2 separate regions of the Homo sapiens genome follow, and region 1 is linked to region 2. The links are chromatin contacts, found by Hi-C in ENCODE. All regions are on one chromosome and are shown on one strand. The core of a region is the stretch at or near the end of the contact, and the rest is flanking DNA. Distances in the headings are between cores, read along the strand shown. Region 1 has its middle 60 kb from the start of AOAH. Region 2 holds the start of MATCAP2 (microtubule associated tyrosine carboxypeptidase 2).

Region 1 (4,517 bases), core at 1,406-3,905, 420 kb after region 2:
CGTCCAAAGCTTACAATTGGTATGTCCAGGAGGCTCAGTCTGGTAGGATCTTACTCTGTCCTTACCAGCAGCAGAAGTAATCTGTCTTTGCGGATCAAAGATGGATTTGAGCTCTGGATCTGAACCAACGAACACACAATGACCTATGAATTTTTTGGACAGGAACATTGAAGATGGCATGAGCTATCCAGTGGAGACACACATCCATATGCATGTGCATTTTTATATATTTTTATGAAATGCATGACATGTCTTAAAAAGCCATTTATGTAGTGTGTAGGTGTGAGTCTATGAAAGAATTGGAAATGAATGTATGCCTCCTTTCACTTTGTTGTTTAGTATTCCTTAGGAAGAAGCAATATTGAATAAAATTTTAACTAATTATCCAAGATTATGAGTCTGATATTGCAGTATGTGGGGAAAGGGTTTGGGTAGAAGGAGAACTTGGGCTCCAGCAGGGGCTCTGGATTGAATATGCAGGTCCTATCCCTTAAGACTCAGTAGATACTATGACCATTGTATTTTTCTATAATCACAGCCATACCCTCAGATGTAAGCAGAATGAGCAAAGCTCTTTGCCATTGCACTAAAAATATCTAGGTAATTACAATAACCCTGCCATTGAAAAAGCAAGCAATTATGAAGATATCTTTTACTGCAACATTTACATTGCAGAATATTGGACAGAATCTAAATTTCCAACAACACAACAATAGGGAATTGGGTAAATGAATGATAACAAAGTCATACAATAAAATATTTTTCAGTTATAAAAATGATGCTGTAGAAGGGCAGGCAATAACCCGGAGAGGGATTAAAGCATATTAAGTGAAACAGCAAGTTATAAAACATGTACACTTGATTAAGTTCTTGCTGGGAAATATCCACTTATCATCTCTTCCCCTAGTCTGCCATTAATCATTTGCCTGTTCAAGGAGAGACACCAAACTGCTAGAACTGGTTATCTCAATATAGAAAGATGATGGGTCGTTTTAAGTTTTATTTTTCTTTTGCTTATTTTTAACTCTGTAGTATTTTTCTATGTTGGATATCTCTTACTTTTAAAATAAGAAAGATGTTATGTACTATCATGAGAGAAAGCGAGGGTAAAAACTAGCATGTGCTGGCATGCTAGGGAGAGGGTGTCTGTGAGATGGCAGAGAGAGCATTCATTCAGCACCAGGCTAGTGGCTTAGGCCTCTGTCACCCAAACTCTGGTGAGAACTCTAGCTTTTTTTCTTTTTTTTTTTTTTAATGGAGTCTTGCACTGTCACCTGGGCTGGAGCGCAATGGCACTATCATGGCTCACTGCAACCTCCGACTCCCGGGTTCAAGTGATCCTCCTGCCTCGGCCTCTTGAGTAGCTGGGATTACAGGTGCCTGCCACCACGCCTGGGTAATTTTTTGTATTTTTAGTAGAGACAAGGTTTCACTATGTTGGCTAGGCTGGTCTCAAACTCCTGACCTCGTGATCCACCCACCTTGGCCTCCCAAAGTGCTGGGATTACAAGCGTGAGCCACCGTGCCCGGCTCGAACTCTAGTTTTCAACACTTCTAAACTCCAGTAATTCAAGTCTTGGTTCTGGATTGAGGACCGGTTCTTTTGATTATGAGGTGTCTGCAAATGGCTTCTACCTGTAACTTGAAAGCAGAACATACCTATGTTGACCCCCCACCTTGGGGCCCACCTTCCTAAAACCACGTAGTTATGGTGTAAAAAGGTTTTTGCTTTTTGTGAGAAGTTGGACCCCAGATGATATACCAGGCAACATCTATCACTTTTATGACTGATGAAGACTATTTTGCAAAATATATACATGTATGCGTGTAGCAAACTTCTACTCTAGAATGCATATACGAGCTAATTGCCAGACATCATTTATTAGTGTGCTTAGTAGTGGTTTTTTTCTTGACACTTAGTAGTGGCTTTTTTCTTAACACTTGGAAAAGTTTTCCCAATTACATTACCTGCCCCTGGCCCCTGGCATATGTAATATAAAAATAAATGTATACTTGAGCATACTATAACTTACATTTAGGTAAAACTAATAATTGAGATTTTATTATTTTGAGAAATAATTTTTTATGTTTATGGCTTTATTCCTTCATGTTAAAAACAATATATTCAAAATTACTTTAAAGTCGGTTTTCAAGTCTTTTCATTTATATATCTATTTCATTTATTCACTGTATCGGTCAGGATACTGGAAAAAACCAAAACTTAACTAATCTAGTTCAGTGAAAGAGTTTAATGAATGGATGATTTATTGAGATGCAGGTGGGGTTGAAGGAACCAAAAGGATGTGAAGACATCCAGGAACTAGCAATGTAGGAAGCTGTTAACAGGCTTAGACCCCGTAGGGGAGCCATATATGGCTTTCCTCTACCTTCCTAGGTTCTTTGGCTAGGCTATGAATTAAATTGATATAAGGCCAATTAACAGGAGAAAAAAACATTTTAATTATGTACATATGCCTGGAGTTTCACAAAATATGAGACTGAAAGATGGGTCAGATGATTGAAGCTTCTGTAGCATCCTAAGCTACAGAAGGAATAGGGACATGGGGCTTCTGGGGCTTGGCAGCACACAGGGCAGGGGAGGGTGGAGAAGGAAATGTGTGGTGCGTAGAGGGTGTCTTGTTCTGCAGACGAAACCTCTCTCGGGTAATAACAGCCGTCTCTGAGCAGCCCTCAGAGGAAGCGATGACAGTCTGTCTGGGCATGGTGTCAACCTCAAGTCTCTCCTGTGTTCCCCAGGGAGGGAGGTCATGACAACTGAACTCCTTCTGAAGGAAGTTCAGAGAAAGCCCTTCCCTGTACTTGCTGTTCCTCAAGTGCCCCCAGTGGGAACTAACCAGCATACCAAGCAGCACATTTCAGGGTGATATTTCCTGAACTCCTTCAACCTAAAGGGAAAAAAGGAGGAAATAATATTCCTGGAACTCAGTGAGAGGTGGGGCCATGGAGGCGGGGCCACCATAGAAGCTGTAGCTGTGGAGGGCACAGCCATGTCAGAGCAACATGGAGGAGAGGAAATGGGAAGAGAAACCTCATGTGTCTCTCCTTCCACCTTCCAACCTCCAATGGCCTGTAGACAGTGGAAAGCCACTCAGCAGTAGAGCTAAATAAGGAGCCCCGGGGGTCAGGACAGAGGTGGGCAAAGGAAGGTGGAGAGCAGAGAATGAATGGTGAGGGGAAAAATGAAAATAATCAGTTAATTCATTCAACAAATATTTTAAAAAGGATTGCTATGTTCCAGACACTGGGCTAAGTATACTTGACTCGACAGGCTTTGTTTGGGGTTTGTAAGTAGATCTATTGGGCACAGCCCTAGAGGCAAATTCTTTCTTCTTGAATATTATTTCTATTTACAGCATTTCAATAGCAATAGCTCTGTGCGGATTAGACTGCCAATGAAGTTCACTACCTTTTGCTTCTGCTTGCTGTTCTACATAATGGCACATTGTGAAAAGCCGCAAGTATAGAGCGGGCACGACTTCTTATAATTAAGTATACGGGTAAAAGCACAGCTGAATTTGGAATTTTGCATAAGGGAGTTTTCTAGGCTTTTTTTTGGCTTTAAAGAAAAAGCACAAATAAGGAGGCAGAATACAGGAGAGGAGACAGGAGTCCGGAACAAAAGCAAATAACCTAATGAGCTATTCAAAGGCAAATTCACAAACTGCGCTTCTCGAAGCCTTAATAAGAAGGATGGAGGCCATCAAATCAGGTGAGGAGTTCATATTATTACTGAGAATGTGCTGTCTGGAGAAAGGCAATGGAGTATCACCAAAGAAGCAGCATTCTGGTAAAAAAAAAAAAAAAATTCTAGATCAGAAATCATAGAACATGTTTCTTTGTTCAGAGCTTCATAACTCAGTCTGCGGAGTGGATAATGAGTGTGTAGTTCCCTATTCTACCCTCTGGCAACTTTGAAGGCTGTTCCTTTTCTTTTTAAGTACTGCCCCATCCTCTCCCATCATAGAAGGCAAGCAGAAGAACTTCAAACAGTACAAGTGTATCTTATAGCACACGCTAGATTAGTTCCTTTACTACTTTATATAAACTGATATTTCTTAATGAATGGATAAGGCTTGAGAATTGGAATATCCGCCTCTGCTTGAGGTCCTGCTGCTGTGTAAACTGTGGACAAGTCACTTAACTCCTCATTTCCCTTGATTCATTCAGTCATTCAATTACCTCATCTGTGAAGTGAGGGTAGTGTGTAGGGATCAACTGGAACACAGAGGGGGCTTTAGGAAGCCAAGAATCACATCAACTTGTATAGAAAATAGTCTGTGTAGTCCAGACGCAGTAGCTCAAGCCTGTAATCCTAGCACTCTGGGAGGCTGAGGTGGGTGGATCACCTGACGTCAGGAATTTGAGACCAGGCTGGCCAACATGGTGAAATCGCATCTCTACTAAAAATACAAAAATTAGCCAGGCGTGGTGGCAGGTGCCTATAATCCCAGCTACTGGGGAGGCTGAGGCAGGAGAATCGCTTGAACCCAGGAGGC
Region 2 (4,768 bases), core at 1,104-3,603:
AAATTAGAGGCTTGCATGGTCTCAAATGGCTATTTGAACTTTATTGTACTATAGAAATTCACTGCCAAATTGTCTACCTCAGGGTTTGCAAACATACAGGGTTGGATTCATAAATGTACTGCCACTAAATTATAGGAAGGGAAATGAGACAAGAGGAGTGGGTCTACTACTTTCTAAAGTATCTCTTCTCAAACTTCTAACTCAACATGTTGACATATCAAGAGATCACTCTGCATGACTAATTGATCATAGTATCTACTTTCTAATACTAATATTAATTTATTTGTATCTCTACAATGATTGTTATGGTTTGGGAAAATAATTTTAATCTATGTGATTTCTCAATGAAATAATGTGCACTGTGACAGAATCTATATTTTTCTTCAAGGCATTGATTCTCATGGAGAAGGAGATGTTGCCCTACCCCTCACCCCTGCCCAATTGTGATTTTTAGTTGTCACAATTATGGGGGCGGGGCAGAGAACAGCATCCCACAAGGAAGAACTATCTTGTCCAAAGTTAACAGTGCTAGGCTGGGCACAGTGGTTCATGCCTATAATCCCAGCACTTTGGGAGGCGGAGGTGTGAGGATCACCTGAGGTCAGGAGTTCCAGACCAGCCTGGCCAACATGGTGAAACCCTGTCTCTATTAAAAATACAAAAATCCGGCGGGCGTGGTAGCATGCGTCTGTAATCCCAGCTACTCGGAGGCTGAGGCAGGAGAATCGCTTGAACCTGGGAGGTGGAGATTGCAGTGAGCAGAGACAGCGCCACTGCACTCCACCCTGGGCGACAGAGCGAGACTCCGTCTCAAAAACAACAACAACAACAAAGTTAATGGTGCGGAGGTTGAGAAACCTTGCTCCATATTTAGGAGGTATGGTACTTTTAAGTAACTTTTGACATTTTAATTGTGTTTTAAGATGAAAGTAGCATCTACATCAAATCACATTTTTAAAAATTCTAATGCCAATTAAAGTTGCCTTTTCGATCTCAGATCCTGGAACTATGTTTCCTGTCAACATAAATGATATACATCGTGGCAACGTCATGATTTGTGACTGCACAAATCTACTCCGTATAACACTGAACGTGAAATAAAACAGTATAAAATTAAAATCATAAATATTTTCACTGGAAAGAGGTTTGGTTTTTCAGTTAGAATGCTCACAGAAAAATAGTCTGGTAGGTACTGCATTGCTCTAAAATGTAAAATTCCGGCTTTATTTTGGCACTAGTTTGAGGAGTATTTCCCTTTACTCCGTTGTTCTTCGTCATAATTCTGAACTGCCAAAACCCTGCTTGCAGAAATGTTTGCGTACAGAATCAAATGCTGGGAAAATGGCCTAGAAAATTACTCTAATATTATGTAAGGTTTTTTTTAATAGCTAACACGCATAGCGATTTACAAATAATAAGAGTCAAGTTCTGTGCTCCCAGAGATTGAACTGAATTTAAAAAAATGCAGGTAAACTTCCAGACTTTCTGACCTGGGGTCTGTTTAAAGACCCATGTTTTACACTTGGTATAATCCGTACTGTAAAATGGCCTATTAATAATATCAACTCAAAACGTTCTCACTGTTTAAGAATAAAAGCATACACACACAAATATACACAGTATAAATAATGAAATATACAGATGTGTTCTTTCGCTTAGCTTATTTTTTCTGAACATTCTAGAAAATTATGAAGCTTAATCACACACCTAGCGTGTTTTGAAATAGGATTTAACAATCTTTGGATTGTACCTTTGTAAGACCAGCAACCGGTCTAATATTACAATCTTTTCCACGAGATTCCACAGCAGGTACTTACTGATAATAAGTGACGAAAGGATAAGGGGCCGATTTCTCTCTTCCCTCCACAGGTTTTTCGCGAGCGCCTCCTGCGCGCCCCGAAGGGGTCGGGGCGCAGGGTGGAGTCCCGAGCGGCGCGCCCAGCCGGTGGCTACCATTACCTGAGCCCCGGGCGGCGGGACCCCGGTCCGCCCCGCACCCCCGCCGCGGCCAGCCCTTCCCGGCACTCACCCGTCACGCGAATGGACTCCAGCATCGTCGCCCCGAGGCCCGGGGCGGCGGGCTCCGCGGGCTCAGGGGAAAGGGCCGCGCAGGGGCGGGCGGCCTCTAGCCTCTGACCCGGGCCTCGGTGGCGGGGGCGCGGCGGGAGGCGGCTCTCCGCTACCTGGAGCAGGATAAGGAGGGTAAGGGCGGACGAAGACGTACCGACACTGACTGTGAGCAGCGCTTCCACCAGCCCGTAGCTACTGGAAGGTACACACGGCGGCCTTACGGTGCCCAGCAGCGCTTAGAACCTGCCACCGTGACGTAGCCGCTCCGCCGGTTGCTAGGAAACTGCCCCCGGGGTCCGCGCGCGCTGCGCTTCACGGAGCCTGCGCGCCGCTGGGGGCGCTCGTGCGACGAAGGCCCGCGGGCGGCGAGAGAGAGTGGGAGGAACTACAACTCCCGGCGTGCACAGCGCGGGCCAGTGCCTCCGGGGCTTGTGGCTGTGCCCGCGAGCGCGCTGGGGTCTCCAGCCAGTGGGTAACGCATATTGACTGATCTTTCAGAGACGTTTGTACCCGTTCAAAGGTGACTTAACTCCATGGTGCGCTGTGACACTCGGCCCTAGCTGCAAATAGCAAAGCCAGTCTACCCGTCCTTCCCCTTACGAGGTGCGGGGAAGCTAAAACACGTTTAGGATGAGCTAGTAAGAGTGGAAAGTGCAGGAGGCTCAATGACCACTTGACGGTACCTCAGCATACTATCCTTAATGCTGAAATTCACATTTTAGCTTGTGATTGTGCAATTGATAGGGGCTGAATGTTATTTTCAGTTTATTATTCATTTTCACATTAGCAAGTATGAAAATTTAATCTTTTACAATAACCATGGGAGGCGGGCCACGGTGGCTCATGCCTGTAATCCTCGCACTTTGGGAGACCAAGGCGGGTGGATCGCTTGAGGCCAGGAGTTGGAGACCAGCCTGGGCCACATGGCGAAAACCCATCTCTACTAAAAACACAAAAAGTGAACAAATCGTGGTGGCACACTTCTGTAGTCCCAGCTACTCGGGAGGCCGAGGTGGGAGGATTGCTTGAGTCCGAGAGGTGAGAATGTAGTGAGCCATGATCGCGCCACTGCACTCCAGCCTGGGTGACAAAGTGAGACTAAAAAAAAAAAAAAAGTACGGTGGGAATGGGAAATGTAGACTAAACCATTCAACAAACATTTTTTGAGACCCTAACGTGTGCAAGGTTCTGAGGCAGGCTTTGAGGATATCAAGGGAAATGAAATAAGCCTAGCGGAGCTTACAGTTTAGGAGGAGCTGAGATAGTGCTGGCAACTGTCAGTCTTCAGACAGTTAAATTTTCTCTTCATCCTCAAGGCTAAGACATGGAAATAATTGGGGTGTGTTTTCAAACTCAGGAACAAAAGAAAGTTGAATATCAGGACCGTCACACCCTGAGAATGACAGGCAACTTGTGAGAAATTGTGTCTTTTTCATCACTTAGGAGAGAACAATGGAAATGTAACTATATCACAAAAACTGGATAACCTCACTTCATATTCTGTCTTCAAATCCTGTGACTACTGTTTTCGAAATACATCCAGAATCTAGCCACTTGCTACCACTCTGGTTCAAGCCACCACCACCTCTTGTCTGGATTATGGCAGTCTTCTAGACAGTCTCTGTATTCCCACCCTACCCTCTTTCACACTGTTCTCAAAACTCATTGGCCAGAGTGAACCTGTGAAAAAATCAGATCATGTCACTCTGTTCAAAATCTTCAGTGGCTTCCTTTCCTGTGAAGTCCTTTATGACCTAGCCTCCTGTCACCTCTTTGATCTCATCCCCAACTACTTCCTCCCCGATGGATACACTGGCCTCTTTGATATTCCTCAATTCCAGGCACTATTTCACCTCAAGGCCTTTGCAACTTGGAATCCTCCCTGCGTGGAATGTTCTTCCCTCAGATATCCGCAGGACTAGCTCCCTTACTTCCTCAGGACTTAATCCAAATGTCACCTCTTCGTGAGCCCTTCCCTGGCCACTCTATTTAAAATTCTACTCCTTCATATTTCCTATAGCCCTTCTCTGCTTTATTTTTTTTACTTAGCACTTAACATTATCTAATTTATTATATATTTTATTGATTTATCATGACTGTTGTCTGTCTCCATCCCTAGAATAAAATTTCCACAAGTGCAGTGATTTTTGTTTGTTCACTGCTATATTCCCACACCAAGAAGAGTGGCTGGCATGTAGTAGGTCCTTAATAAATATTTGTGAATTAATGAATAAGTAGACAACAGAAAGTGTGTGCATTTTCAATGATAACTAAAATAATATAGAATTATATCAAATGGACCAATAGACGAAGAACAAATCTGCTTTGAGTTAAAACACTTGCTATAGTAATGAGCAATGAATCTGCTGCATTTGTAAGAGTAGTAATTCTTGCAACATATGTCCTAAGGAAAAAGGCTCTAAATTAACCATGCTGTTGGCTTCCTTATATACCCAGAATTCTGAAAGCTGTTTTCCAAGTTTGCTATAAATGCATCTATTACCTCTACAAATTTCTAGTTTTTAAAGTCACAGTCACTGCAGTTTAAGAGCTATTTCTCAAAAAAGAAAGCCTCCTAAAAGATGTTACCAAGTCATATGTTCAGTGCTTTTACTAAAGTATGTTTAATCATATTGCCTATTTTCATTATATTTTAAGTAACCAAGATACATATTATCTTCCTCATTCCACAGGTATT

What was found. Hi-C counts contacts between places; a loop is a spot of excess contacts on that map. Pooled maps may share reads with other maps.
Region 1: a loop to region 2 is called in a map of CD8-positive, alpha-beta T cell, with 4 times the contacts of the local background. The contact joins the enhancer-like site here to the promoter of MATCAP2 in region 2. A Hi-C loop is called at or near these places in 2 of 168 maps with a recorded cell type or tissue (CD8-positive, alpha-beta T cell and naive thymus-derived CD4-positive, alpha-beta T cell) and 4 of 50 pooled maps.

Annotation. Positions count from the first base shown.
Region 1 is chr7:36,782,401-36,786,917 of GRCh38, forward strand. No RefSeq gene overlaps it. Among named protein-coding and RNA genes, the nearest start is that of AOAH, 60 kb to the left of the region's middle. Within about 2 kb of position 2,656, at least 8 of the 41 ENCODE cell types and tissues checked have a DNase peak (open chromatin) inside an H3K27ac peak, as active enhancers do; they include CD8-positive, alpha-beta T cell, where a contact is called at or near this core.
Region 2 is chr7:36,364,887-36,369,654 of GRCh38, forward strand. MATCAP2 (microtubule associated tyrosine carboxypeptidase 2) reads right to left here and starts at 2,354. Exons shown (of 7, transcript NM_001199706.2): 1 at 2,030-2,354. The coding sequence starts at 2,054. RefSeq lists a silencer at 2,004-2,103.